Regions from separate parts of the Homo sapiens genome. Here region 1 is linked to region 2. The links are chromatin loops, found by intact Hi-C in ENCODE. Cell type or tissue: CD4-positive, alpha-beta T cell. All regions are shown on one strand. Links, peaks and the distances in the headings refer to the core of each region. The heading gives the core; the rest is flanking DNA.

Region 1 (6,790 bases), core at 2,609-5,108, 790 kb before region 2:
AGAACAGGTCGGCAAAGGTGGACCCTCAGGGCTGTCTGTTGTATTCTTGTTTATAGTGGCCCCCAGTTGGGGACAATCAAATGTCTACTGATAGGGGGTCAGTTAATGATGGCACATTCATAAAACAGGGGAGAGGGTCTTGGGTTAAAATATGGCTAAAATGCAGATTCCTGGCCCATCCACAGAGAAGCTATGTCTGTAGGTATGGGAGGGGTTCTGGGGAATGTGCTTTTCTTCTTCTTCTTTTTTTTTTTTTTTTTTTTTGAGAAAGGGTCTCTCTCTGTCACCCAGGCTGAAGTGCTGTGGCATAATCACGGCTCACTGAAGCCTTGACTGCGATCCTCCCATCTCAGCCTCTCAAGCAGTTGGGACCACAGGCACATGCCTGACTAATTTTTTAAAAATTTTTCTGTAGACACGGAGTCTCACTATGTTGCCCAGGCTGGTCTTGAACTCCAGTGCTCAAGTAATCTTCCTGCCTCAGCCTCCCAACATGCTGGAATTACAGGTGTGAGCCACTGTGCCTGGACAGGAATGCATTTTTTTTGTTTTTTGGTTTGTTTGTTTGTTTGTTTGTTTGTTTGTTTTGAGACAAGCTCTTGCTCTGTTGCCCAGGCTGGAGTGCAGTGGTGTGATCTCAGCTTACTGCAACCTCTGCCTCTCGGGTTCAAGCGATCCTCCCATCTCAGCCTCCTGAGTAGCTGGGACTGCAGGCATGAGCCACCACACCCAGCCTGGAATGTGCATTTTTAAGAAGCATCTTGTGATTCCATGCTACAGAGCATCTAGGGTCTCCAGAAGCCATTAAAAAAACACAGCAGGCTGGGCATGGTGGCTCATGCCTGTTATCCCAGTGCTTTGGGAGGCCAAGGTGGGCAGATCACTTGAGCCCAGGAGTTTGAGACCTGCCTGGGCAATATTGTGATATTCCATCTCTACAAAAAAATACAAAAATTAGCCAGATGTAGTGGTACATGCCTGTAGTCCCCAGATACTCGGGAGGCTGAGGTAGGAGAATCCCTTGAGCCCAGGAGGCGGAGGTTGCAATGAGCCGAGATCCCGCCACTGCACTCCAGCCAGGCGATAGAGCAAGATCCTGTCTCAAAAAAAAAAAAAAAAAAAAAAGAAAAGGAGGAAAAAAATAGAAGATGTTGGGAGGTATCTATGGTAAGTTGTTGGGAAACAAAACGTTTACAGAATAGCATGAACTGTCTAGTATGATCTAGTACTACAAACAGGCTTGTAAATGGGCGTGTGTGTGTGTGTCTGTCTATGTGTGCAAACGTGTAACCACACACTGCCTTCATAAAGCAGTGTCAATAAAATGTTAATTATCTCCAGGTCATGATATCTTGGTGACTTTTACTTTTTCTTTATGTTTTTCTGAATTGCCTACACTTTCCCACAGGTGTATAATAATATATTTACACAATTTGGAAAATTCTACAAAGAACAAATACAAACCCAAATCAGGAAGAATCCCATCTCCTAACATAGCATTGCTTCATGTTTTTGGTAAGAGCTCTATCTTGCTTTTTTTCCCCCTGTAAAGATTGGAAGGCTCATCTCCTTTAATTTTTAAATTTTTTTTTTTTTGAGACAGGGTCTTGCTCTCTTGCCCAGATGGAGTGCAGTGGTGCGATCTTGGCTCACTACAGCCTCGACCTCCCAGGCTCAAGCAATCCTCCCACTTCAGCCTTCTGAGTAGCTGGGACTAGAGGCACACACCATCACACCCAGCTAATTTCTTTTTGTGTCTTGTATTTTTTGTAGAGATGGGGTTTCGCCATGTTGCCCAGGCTGGTCTCAAACTCCTGGGCTCAAGTGATCCGCCCACCTCGGCCTCCCAAAGTGCTAAAAATTTTTAATTTTTAAAAAAGCAGAAAGAACTCTACCAAAAAGATGAAACAATGCTATGTCCGTGTGATGGAATTATTCCTGATTTGGAGGTTGTATTTATACTTTTTAGTATTTTCCAAATTGTGAAAAAAAATTCTAATCGGAAAAAAATATATGATTTTGGAAAAAGGAAAAAAGAAAGGAAGTGAGTCTTCCGATCTTTACAGGGCAGGGGTGGGGTGGGGGATCTCTACCAAAAAGATGAACCAATGCCATATCCAGGTGATGGGATTCACATTGAGACTTTTTACTATTTTGCAAATTGCATCAATAACCTGAGTCGATGGCACCGCTCCCCTGCTCGGAGATCTCCCATGGCCCCTGCCTCTCTGAGAAATGGCCAAAACCTCTTCTGGAAATGTGCCCAGCAGCCCTCACCTCCCAGATTCATCCCCTCTCCCTCCCATGTCTCTCTCTGTGCGCCAGACACCCTGGCCTGCTTGCAAGCTGCGTCAGGGCCTTTGCGTGTGCTGTTGCTGTTTCCTCTGCCTGGAGCGTTCTTCCCCAGAGATCTGGACAGCTCAATCCTTCACCTGTAAGTTCACTCAGATCTTAACTTCTCAACTGCCCGGGGCCCCAACCGGCTCCAAAACCCGTCTTACGCTGTGCGACTTCATCTTTTTACCCACACTGCATCTCCCTTTCTAACTTACTCTATAACTTACGTAAGTATTGGGCTTGTTGTTTATTGTCTGTTTCTCCCTGCCAAAACAGCAGTTCTGTGAGGGCTGAACTTTTTGTCATCCTGTTCACTGCCACATTATCAGGGTCTAGAGCAGTGTCTGGAACGCAGTAGGTGCTCAATAAATACTTGCTGGATGAACGAGTAACCAAAAGGACATTTGCTTCAATCAGATACACAACTTTATATGATAATAACTATGTTACATTTGAAAAGCACAACCATTGACACCAGCCTGGGCAACACACTGAAACCTCATCTCTGCAAAAAATACAAAAATTAGCTGGGTGTGGTGGTGTGTGCCTGTAGTCCCAGCCACTCTGGAGGCTGAGATGAGACGATCACCTGAGCCAGGGAGATTGAGGCTGGAGTGAGCCAAGATCAAGCCACTGTACTCCAGCCTGGGTGACAGTGTGAGATCCTGCAAAAAAAGAAGAAAGAAAAAGAAAGAAAAACGAAGGAAGGAAGGAAGGAAGGAAGGAAGGAAGGAAGGAAGGAAGGAAGGAAGGAAGGAAGGAAGGAAGGAAGGAAAGAAGGACCAAAAAAAAAGTTGGAAGTTGGAAGGAAATATTTCAGAATGTCACCAGTGATTGTCTCAGGCAATGGGATAGTGGGTGGTTTAAAATTCCTTCCATCCTTAGTTGCTTTCCAGATTCTCTACAGTGAGCATATCTTTGTCCTATAACATTTTTTGCAAAATTAAGTCTTACCATTGGAAATCAGTGCTCTCTGGACTTATTCAACAGGCATTTGCAGATCTATTTGAGCCCAAAAAGTCATAGTTCTGTAACCTTAACAAAGAGCTTGGAAGCTACTGTTCTGGTCCAAATATCACTCTACAGATGGGGAAACTGAGGCCCAGAGAGGGCAGCGCTTACCCATCTTAGACATATTTGTCATGACCCTAAGGAAGAGGGTCCCCTTATGAGGAGTGGGGAAAATCAAGGCCAATTCAGCTCAGGAATATTTTCTATCAGGTCAGGATATTCAGCTGGGGTCCTCATACCCCTCTGCTAGGGCTTGTCCTCCCTCGGTGTCCCACTGGGACCCGAGAATTCAGGGTCCTGCCCACTTCCAGGCCTGCCCGCAAAGACCTTCCCTGCAATACCGCAAATGGACGCCAGAGGACAGTGGTGACGCGCCTGAACCTCAGTTAGCAACTCAAAGGCCCGCTAAGCTCTGCGGGCCCTGGAGCACTTCAGCCTGGCTGGTCTCTGTGAGCGAAGAGGGAGCCGATGGCTCCGTTTGTAGGAACTCGGATTCCCGCGGGAATGTGGGCGGGAGGTGTCAGATCTGATTTTCCAAGGGAAACCAGAAATTCAGACTTTCATGTGGAATATCCTGGTTTTTAAATCACTGCCACTAAGAATTTAACAACTTGGGGAGGTGGAGGAGACCAAACGAAACTAAAAAAGAAGGCTGGGGCCGGGCGCGGTGGCTCACGCTGTATTCCCAGCATTTTGGGAGGCCGAAGTGGGCGGATCACGAGGTCAAGAGATGAGACCATCCTGGCCAACATGGTGAAACCCCGTCTCTACTAAAAATACAAAAATTAGCTGGGCGTGGTGGCGCGCGCCTGTAGTCCCAGCAACTCAGGAGGCTAGTTTATGAGACTCCGCCCCCAGCCCTCTAGGGAGGGGTGAAGTCAGATGTTAGAATTCTAATTGTTTTTAATTAAAAAAAAATTTTTTTAACCTGATCCCTTAGTCTGAGCAAAGGTGCCAGAAGAAGGCAAAAAGGTAGGGTCCCAGCCCCCTCCCATGGCCCATCCCACCGCCACTCCTTCATCCAGGTCTGCTCCATTTCCTATGTTTTATGTACCAGTGTTTCCTCATAACATGGGATTAAACAAAAACATTTTGTATAAGAATAGAGCTTGCAGAGCAAGCCACCACCGGGCGTGGTGGCTCATCCCTGTAATCCCAACACTTTGGGAGGCCGAGGCAGGCGGATCACCTGAGTTCAGGCGTTCGAGACCATCCTGGCCAACATGATGAAACCTTGTCTCTACTAAAAATACAAAAATTAGCCAGGTGTGGTGGCTCTGCCTGTAGTCCCAGCTACTCTGGAGCCTGGGCAGGAGAATCGCTTGAACCCGGGAGGTGGAGGTTGCAGTAAGCCAAGATCGTGCCACTACAGTCCAGCCTGGGTGACAGAGCAAGACTCTGTCTCAAAAAAAGAAAAAAAGAAAGAAAATTTAAAAAAAAAGTTTTGTAGCTTTTTAAATAAAAGTTTGAAACTTTTTTTATAAAAAGAGTTTGGACTTGGAGGACTCCTCTAGTCCAAGTGTGTGTGCCATTCTACAGATAGAGAGACTGAGAACCAGAGCACCTGCACTTGTCCTTGTGCAGGAGATGCTGTGCGACTGCAGGAGGAAAGGATGAGAGCAGCCTCAAGGTGAATGTGAGGTCAAGGTCATTTCTGGGGAAGAACCATTTCCTGTGCCTGTCCTGGACCCTTGTCCAGGAAGACCTCCTTCCGGGAGGGGGACAGAGAGTGGCATGAGGGTCCTTCAAGTCTGTCTTCCCCACCCCCGGGTGCACCTCCCACCCCACACCTCCCCATGCCCTGCCTGGGACCTGCAGGGCTTGCACCAATGGGCTTCCTTGTGCTTGGCTGCTGAGTAGCCCAGCCAGTGGGAGGCACAAGTGGGAGATAAAGGGTGGGAGGAGAGGGAGGTTGGGGTATTTGCCACCCCCTGGGCCCGTCCCTAATTTGGCTGCACCCCTCCAGGAAGGGCATAGCAGGCAGCCATATCCTCATTCCTCCCTCCCCTGACCCATTTCTGGAGCTCTGGCTACTCCCGCATGCTCCCTTCTTAATTTCCTTAGATGTCTGGAAACAGTCCCTTTTTAAAAACTCTCCTCAATTTACCCATTTTATTTTTGGGTTTTGGTGGTTTTTTGGGGTGGGTTTTTTTTTGGTTTTTTTTGAGACGAAGTCTCCCTGTATCACCCAGGCTGGAGTGCAGTGGCGCCATCTCGGCTCACTGCAACCTCCACCTCCCGGGTTCAAAGGATTCTCCTGCCTCAGTCTCCCAAGTAGTGGGATTGCAGGTGCAGGCCACTATGCCCAGCTCATTTTTGTATTTTTAGTAAAGACAGGGTTTCACTATGTTGCCTAGGCTGGTCTCGAACTCCTGAGCTCAGGTGATCCACCCGCCTCGGCCTCCCAAAGTGCTGCGATTACAGGTGTGAGCCACTGTGCCTGGCCAATTTACCCATGTTGGCTGTGCTGTTTCCTGTGACAACCCTAATTGATAAAGTCACCTTCACTCCATTTTTTGCAGCCACATGGACTGTTATTATCTATAATAGTTTTCTGTAAACCAAGCCATTATGTTTATTATTCTTTGTTTACTGTTATTATTACTTACTACCCTAAGTAAATATCCATTAAATCACAAGTTTGCTCTGCAAGCTCTATTATTCCTTTAAAAATTAATTCATCACTAGTAAATGAAAATGTTTTCACCTATATTCTAGCTGCAATCTGTTTGCACATGGCCAGCGTGCATGCCCCACATTTGGGAAACAGTGACATATTGCAAAGGAAAGCAGCTCCCCTCATCATGTAAGCAGAGGACAGGGCCTGCAGAAGAAGGACTAATGAATTCCCAGAGGAGGCGACATTTGTGCAGGGTCAGGACTAATGAGCAGGATTTCATCAGAAGAGAAAAGGAGGGGAGGGAGAGGGAATAGCACGGGAAGGCAGTGGCGGAGGGAAATGCATGGGACAGCTGGGGCTGGCAGCAGCAGAGGGTGTCTTGGAGGTCATAACAGGACCTGTGTCTGCAAAGGCAGGTAGAAGCCAAATTTTGAAGGGGCTGGAATGTCACACTAAAGGGTTTAGACTCTATTCCATGCAGACAGTTCCAAAGGATGTTTATTTATGTACTGGTGTGTAAATAGCCCAGGAAGCCAATGACATTTGGGAAATTATGGGTTCAACAAAGGTAGACAGGCTTCTTTACTGCAGGACTTGTCAGGGCCTGTGCATCAAGTCTCGCCAAGATGAGAATGAGTTCTCACTCCTCGAAACTGTTGATTAACAAGGGTCAGGTAAGGGGCCAAATAAGAAATACTTTCAGCTTTGCAGGTCCCTCTTGCATATTTCTCTCTCTCTCTTTTTTTTTTTTCTTCTTACAATCCTTTAAAAATGTAAAAATCATTCTTAGCTCATGGGCTACACAGAAATAGCCATGGACTG
Region 2 (7,749 bases), core at 2,739-5,238:
CTTTAATCCCAGCACTTTCGGAGGCCGAAGTGGGCGGGTCACCTGAGGTCAGGAGTTCAAGACCAGCCTGGCCAATATGGTGAAACCCCGTCTCTACTAAAAATTCAAAAATTAGCCGGGCCTGGTGGCGCGCGCCTTCCCAGCTACTCGGGAGGCTGAGGCACGAGAATCACTTGAACCCCAGAGGTGGAGGTTGCAGTAAAACGAGATCTCACCACTGCACTCAAGCCTGGGTGACAGAGCGAGACTCCATCTTAAAAAAAAAAAAAGAAAAAGAAAAAGGAAAAAAAAAGAAGTGAGGAATGAATGCTGAATAAGTCAAAGAACCAGATATCTACAATACCTGCAATCTTCCTGGTGCAGGCCCTTCTGCTCTGTGGAAGCCATCCTTATTCCCTCTTTCTCCATTCAGGTTGCCCAAGTCAAGTCTCCCACATCTAACTGCTCTGAACTCCAGTGAACTTGTTCTTCTGGGTACTCTCAGTGCAGTGAGAATCTGAACCGCACACACCAGCACTCAGCTCTATAGCTGTGGACTGAATGAAAGAATGAGGAGATAATTTGTGTGAATTGTGATAATTAGAAAACAGTACCAAATTTGAAAGGAAACAAAATGTTAGTGTGGTTCTCTCTGAGTGGTAGGAGTATGAGCGATTCTGGCTTTGTTTCCGTATTCCTTTCTGTATTTTCTACCATGAAGAAACACTATAAACGATAATAGCAAAAAGGAAGTAATGCCAGTCTGGCTTAAACAGCTGGCCTATAAGCAATGTGAGGGCAAGGGCCAAGTGTTGATTCTGTGCTATTCCTAACTCCCAGCAGCAGGGCACACGGTGTCAGAGCTCCTTAGAGCCTGCTGGGAGCTAAATTCACAGCATCAGGGCTTCAGAGACTTTTGGTCCCCTTCCCAAAAGCCAGCCCCCGCCAAGTTCTTCTTTCAAATTCTCTGAACCTCAATTTTGTGTGGTGTCCTCCCTCCTCCTTGTAGTTATGTGCTTCATGGAGGGCAGATACCAGCCCCAAGCCCTGCAGTAGAGAAAGAATCCTCTAGTGAATCGGTCTATGCCAGGGTTTCTCACCTTCCAACACTGCTGACATTTTAGGCCAGGTAAGGCCAGGCGCAGTGGCTCACGCAAGGATTCCCAGCACTTTGGAAGGCCAAGGTGAAAGGATTGCTTGAAGCCAGGAGTTCAAGACCAGCCTGGGCAACATAGCGAGACCCCTGTCTCACAAAAAATCTAATCTCATCAAATTTTCTGCTTCCACTGGGCCTCGTTCATTTCTCAAGCTCTGTTTACAAATATGTCATCTCTGGTTTTATAAGACAGTGACAGTAATAAAGACAGCTACCCCCAAAACACAATTTTAAATAGGATATTGGTTCAACAACTTTATAAAAGGAAAGACTGGGGAGATTCAAGGAGGAGAAGGAAGAGGAGAAATACTACAGAGGAATCCACTTAAATGAAAATCTGATGTAGGGACAGCCAAGTAGTAGCAATATTTCAAATCACAGTTTACGTGGTAGTCTATACCTAAGAAGAGAAAGAAAAACTTTTTTAAAAAGCCAAATAATTCTTTGCTGTGGGGCTGTCCTGCATCGTAAGATTTTAGCAGCATCCCTGGCCTCTACTCAGTAGCTGCTAGTAGTATCCTGCCCTCAGTTGTGGCAATCAAAAATGTGAGCAGACAGTACCAAATGTCCCCTCCAGGATAAAATCACCGCTGGTTGAGATCCAGAGGCCTAAGCCTTCATGTCAATCTCATTCCCTGGCTAGTGATTGGTTTAGGCAGGGCCACGTGATCCATTTCTGGCCAATGAGATGTGAGAGCAAATCAGCTGGGGTGGGTAGTTCCTTTTATAAAGAGACACAAGGAAGAGGCCTTTTATCTTCCTTTGGGTGTTGCCCCCTTGTGGCTGCCATGCTTGGGAATGCAGTTGCCATCTTGTATCCATGAGGGGGACTCACACTAAAGGGCACTTTTGCCCATCGTGATGAAGGTGAAAAAATGGAGAGAAGCTGCTGCTGTTGTTTAGTAGCTACCTTTGCTACCTTGCAGTTTACTTGTTAGGTGAGGTGGAAATTTTCCTAATGTTTACGTGTTTAAGCTAATTTGAGTTGCACTTTTCTGTTACAGCATCTTATCCAACCCAGGAGTCTGTTGATGACATAGCACACACAAACAGATCAAAACAACAAACAAGGCCGAGCGCGGTGGCTCACACCTGTAATCCCAGTACTTTGGGAGGCCGCGGTAGGAAGATCACCTGAGGTCAGGAGTTCCAGACCAGCCTGGCCAATATGGTGAAACCCCTGTCTCTACTAAAAATACAAAAATTAGCCAGGCATGGTGGCGGGCGCCTGTAATCCCAGCTACTCGGGAGGCTGAGGCAGGAGAATCTCTTGAACCTGGGAGGCGGAGGTTGCAGTGAGCTGAGATCGTGCCGCTGCACTCTAGCCTGGGTGACAAGAGCAAAATTCTGTCTAAAAAAAAAAAAAATTTATGGTAGTGCACGCCTGTAGTCCAGCTACTCGGGAGGCTGAGGCAGAAGAATCACTTGAATCTGGGAGGTGGAAGTTTCAGTGAGCTGAGATCGTGCCACTGCACTCCAGCCTGGGCGACAGAGCGAGACTCCATCTCAAAACAAAAACAAAAACTATAACAACAAACAAACAACAACGTCAAAAGACCATCAAAACCAGTGATTGGATGTTTGGGGTGTGGATATCAGAATCTGGAGTTGGGGACAGGTGTGTCATTTGATAGTCCTTTTTGAGAACCACTGTCTATGTAAAGCTATTCCAGTTTCCTATGGGATTGCTAATAATGGTGTGGCTGCTGAGACAGGGAAAGGGGCTTAATTCCTTTTCCAAAACAAGGAGCAATATTTGGATGAGCACTCACTCACTACATTTCATCACATAAAAACTGCAGAACGCCAGGTTCTGTTGTTAAGCTAATATTTCTGGGAGTCAACCAGTCTGTAAGATGGAGCTGATTGTGAATATGCTAGTGCCGGGTGCAGTGGCTCACTGCTGTAAATCCCAGTTACTTGGGAGGCCAAGGTGGGAGGATCACTTGAAGCCAGGAGTTTGAGGCCAGCCTGGGCAACATAGTGAGACCCTGTTGCTAAAATAAATAAATAAAACCTGAAGAGGAGGGGCTTGGTGGCTCACGCCTGTAATCCCAGCATTGTGGGAGGCTGAGGCAGGTGTATCAACTGATGTCAGGAGTTTGAGACCAGCCTGGCCAACATGGTGAAACCTTGTCTCTACTAAAAATACAAAAATTAGCCAGGCGTGGTGGCTCTTGCCTGTAGTCCCACCTACTCGGGAGGCTGAGGCCTGAGAATCGCTTGAACCCAGGAGGTGGAGGTTGCACTGAGCCGAGATTGCGCCACTGCACTCCAGCCTAGGTGTCAGAGCAAGACTCTGTCTCAAAACAAACAAACAATCAAACAAACAAAAAAACACCTGGAGAAAAAAAAGAACAAGAAAATGCTAAGCCAAATGACATAACCTCTAGAGGCCACTGTTTGCTCACCTGTAAACTGGAGGAGAATAAGATGAGAATTCTGATATTGAGGATCAGAAAGTGCTTCATGAACCATAAAGCAGGTAATGGATTATCGATGCCATGCAGCCCAGACATACAGCAATGTGTTCATACCATTCTGATAGTCTAAATTTAGGATGTGGTGTGACCAAAATTACCGGTTAAGTTTCTTATGCTTCTGAGGCTCTACTTCCTCATCTGTGCACTGTGGCAAGACCTTATTCTGACTATGCGCTGAGGATAAAATAAGGCTCTTTGAAAAAGAGTGACACAGACCACTAACTAATTATTTAAATGTTCTTGTCCAAGGCCAGACAAAAGCAACGCAGATCCATAGAGAATGTTGGTGCATCACTGCCCTCTGCTGGTCAGTAGCAGTACCACCATGGTTTCAGAGAGGAAAGGGTCTTTACAAAGGGATTCCTGGAAAACTGAGGCACAGAGAGGGGAAGAGATTTGCTCAAGGGCACAGAGTTAGCTTTGGACAAAGTGAAGTCCAAATTTGAGATTCCTGATCCCTAGCTCTTTCTAGAGGGAGAAAAATAAGGCTGGAAACTCGTTGATTTTGATTTCACTCTCACTAGGCTCTGCACAGCATTTCTTTCTTTTCTTTTCTTTTCTTTTTTTTTTTTTTTTTGAGACAGAGTCTTGCTCTGTTGCCCAGGCTGGCATGCAGTGGCATGATCTCGGCGCACTGCAACCTCTGCCTCCCAGGTTCAAGCAATTCTCCTGCCTCAGCCTCCCGAGTAGCTGGGATTACAGGCGCCCGCCACCATGCCTGGCTAATTTTTGTATTTTTAGTAGAGATGGGGTTTCACCATATTGGCCAGGCTGGAATTGAACTACTGACCTTGTGATTTGCCCGCCTCAGCCTCCCAAAGTGTTGGGATTACAAGTGTGAGCCACTGTGCCCAGCTCTGCATGGCGTTTCTAAATAGCCTGATTGGAATTTCTCTCTCCTGGTCTTCCTTTGCCACCCAAACTGCTCGGGTTTCTTGTCCTTTTTTTTTTTTTTTTTTTTTTTTTGAGACAGAGTCTCACTGTGTCGCCCAGGCTGGAGTGCAGTGGAGTGATATCAGCTCACTGCAACCTCCGCCTCCTGGGTTCAAGTTATTCTGCCTCAGCCTCCAGAGTAGCTGGGATTACAGGCGTGTGCCACCACGCCTGGTTAATTTTTGTATTTTTAGTAGAGACAGGTTTTTGCCATGTTGGCCAGGCTGGTCTCGAACTCCTGACCTCAAGTGATCCACCCGCCTCGGCCTCCCAAAGTGCTGGAATTACTGGCATGAGCCACTGTGCCTGGCCTTTTGTCCTTTTTTTCATAGCTGGATAACTACTGCGGCCCCATAAGGCCCAAAGTCCTCTTGGGTGCTAGGTGCTTTACGAAAATTATCTTGGATTCTTACAACTACTTTGTAAGTTAGGCCAGGAAACTAAAGCTCAGACAGGTTAAGACACTCGCCGGAGGTCCAACAGCCAATAAAGCACAGAAGCTGGGATCTGAGCACTCACTTGAGACGCCCCCCAAGGCCCACAATCTATTCGCCACCAAAAAACAAAACAAAGCAAAACACTGTGGTAATTTGTGTTGAAGATGATCTATTTAAAATAATCTTGTGTTTTTTGATTGCCCCGAATCATATTTGCTGGGCAGACACACGATGAAGCCATAGTGGAGGGAAGACTTTTTTTTTTGAGACGGAGTTTCACCCTTGTTGCCCAGGCTGGAGTGCAATGGCATGATCTCGGCTCACTGCAACCTCCGCCTCCCGGGTTCAAGCGATTCTCCTGCCTCAGCCTCCCTGAATAGCTGGGATTACAGGCATGCGCCACCACCCCGGCTAATTTTGTATTTTTAGTAGAGACGGGGTTTCTCCATGTTGGTCAGGCTGGTCTTGAACTTCTGACCTCAGATGATCCACCCGCCTCGGCCTCCCAAAGTGCTGGGATTACAGTCGTGAGTCACCATGTCTGACCAGGAATACTTTTTTTTTGAGCACCTGTCACGTGCTGGTGATACTCACTTGCGTTATCTCTGTTAATTCTCCTGTTGACACAATATGATCTTGAATCCTGTCCACAATATTGAGGCACAGATGAAGAAATTAGTTCAAAGAGGTTAAGACATTTGCCCAAGGTCATTCGGTGAAAGCTGGGATTCAGACTCTAATCTCCCTGCTTGATGTTAGAATCTAAGTAATTATGCTTTTTTTTTTTTTTTGAGATGGAGTTTCTCTCTCGTTGCCCAGGCTGGAGTGCAATGGTGCAATCTCGCCTCACTTGAACCTCTTCTGTCTCAGCCTCCTGAGTAGCTGGGATTACAGGTGCCCGCCACTACACCCGGCTAATTTTTTGCATTTTTAGTAGAGATGGGGTTTCACCATGTTGGCCAGGCTGGTTAAATTATGCTTTTAAAAACATAGATAGGGGAAAACATAGGGAGGCAGTCAGGATGGACCACAGGCTTCCCCACCATGAAACCCTTTAGACTCTCTCACAGAAATGAGGGGAACTGAGCCAAGTGCAGTGGCTCATGCCTGTAATCCCAACTTGGGAGGCTGAGGCAGGAGGATCGCTTGAGCACATGAGTTCAAGGCTGCAGTGAGCCATGATTGTGCCACTGCATTCCAGCCCGGGCAACAGAGTGAGACTCTAACTCAAAAGAAAAGAAAAGAAAGAGGAAAGGAAGAGGAAAGGGAGGGGAGAGGAGCAGGGGAGGGAATGGGAGGGGAGAAGCGAAGCAAAGCTGGGCGCAGCGGCTCAGGCCTGTAATCCCAGCACTTTGGGAGGTTGAGGCGGGCATATCACCTGAGGCCGGGAGTTCGAGACCAGCCTGACCAACATGGAGAAACCCAGTCTCTACTGAGAATACAAAATTAGCCAGGCATCGTGGCACATGCCTGTAATCCCAGCTACTCGGGAGGTTGAGGCAGCACAATCGCTTGAACCCAGGAGGTGGAGGTAGCGGTGAGCCGAGATTGCACCATTGCACTCCAGTCTGGGTAACAAGAACGAAACTCTGTCTGAAAAAAAGAAGAGGGGCCAGGCATGGTGGCTGATGCCTGTAATCCTAGCACTTTGGGAGGCCAAGGCAGGCACATCACTTGACCCTAAGAGTTTGAGACCAGCCTAGGAAACATGGTGAAACTTGTCTCTACAAAAAATACAAAAATTAGCTGGGCATGGTGGCAGATGCCCTGTAGTCCCAGCTACTTGAGAGGCTGAGGTGGGAGGATCACTGAGCCTGGGGAGTCGAGGCTGCAGTGAGCTATGATCACCCCTCAGGACTGGAAGTCCTCCTAGTCTGGGTTCAAACCCTACATTTGTGAACACTACTGTGTGCCAGGCCCTGGCAAAGCATATGTCTTTTAATTCTCCTGACAACACTGTGAGATTGGTACAGTTATTATCACCATTTTACAGGTGAGCAAACTGAAGCTCTGAGACATTCATTAAGTATCTTGCTTAAGAGCAAGAGCAGTGGGCGAGCCCAGGTGTTGATAATTTGCCACCATTTGTTGGGATGCTTCATGGTCTTATTCCTCCCCATTTGCAGACAGGAAAACAGAGTTACAGACAAATGAAAGTGATTTGCCTCAGGATCTTTGTATTTGCTGTCCTCTCTGCCTGGAATGCTCTTCCCAGTTATCTCCTTGGCTCACCCTCTCACCTTCTTAAGGTCTTCACTTAAAAGTCATCATCTTAGGGAGATCTTTTCTGATCACCCTATTTAAAAGTTTAGGCTGGGCATCATGGCTCACAACTATTAATCCTAGCACTTTGGGAGGCTGAGGCAGGAAGAACACTTGAGACCAGGAGTTTGAGACCAGCCTGGGCAACATGATAAAACCTGGGCTCTATAGAAAATACAAAAATTAGCCTGGTGTGGTGGTACATGCTTGTGGTCCCAGTTACACAAGAGACTGAGGTGGGTGGGAGGATTGCTTGAGCCAAGGAGGTTGAGGCTGCAGTGAGCCATGATTGTGCCACTGCACTCCAGCCTGGGTGATAGAGTGAGACCTTGTCTCAAAAAATAAATAAATAAGGCCGGGCACAGTGGCTCAAGCCTGTAATTTGGGAGCACTTTGGGAGGCCAAGGTGGGTGGATCACCTGAAGTCAAGAGTTCGAGACCAGCCTGGCCAACATGGTGAAACCCTGTCTCTACTAAAAGTACAAAAATTAGCCAGCTG

What was found. A loop is a pair of places that touch in the nucleus more often than their neighbours do. Peaks named below come from ENCODE experiments on the same cell type or tissue, not always from the same donor. Only the 100,000 strongest peaks of a DNase experiment are listed, where the experiment ranks them.
Region 1: it touches region 2 in a loop (34-fold over the local background); 11 of 110 quality-filtered maps call a loop at or near these places.

What each region holds. Positions count from the first base shown.
Region 1 is chr12:110,885,109-110,891,898 of GRCh38, reverse strand. All of the region lies in intron 8 of CCDC63 (coiled-coil domain containing 63), which reads right to left. Among named protein-coding and RNA genes, the nearest start is that of MYL2, 32 kb to the left of the region's middle. In CD4-positive, alpha-beta T cell, for the core only: CTCF peaks have their summits at 3,495 and 3,695 (motif pointing right); a DNase peak (open chromatin) is centred at 3,728; H3K4me3 peaks cover 795 bases.
Region 2 is chr12:110,096,542-110,104,290 of GRCh38, reverse strand. It overlaps LOC105369976 (a long non-coding RNA gene), which reads left to right and starts at 1,915. Exons shown (of 3, transcript XR_945334.2): 1 at 1,915-2,073. RefSeq lists an enhancer at 1,693-1,987. In CD4-positive, alpha-beta T cell, for the core only: CTCF peaks have their summits at 3,712 and 3,911 (motif pointing left); a DNase peak (open chromatin) is centred at 3,910.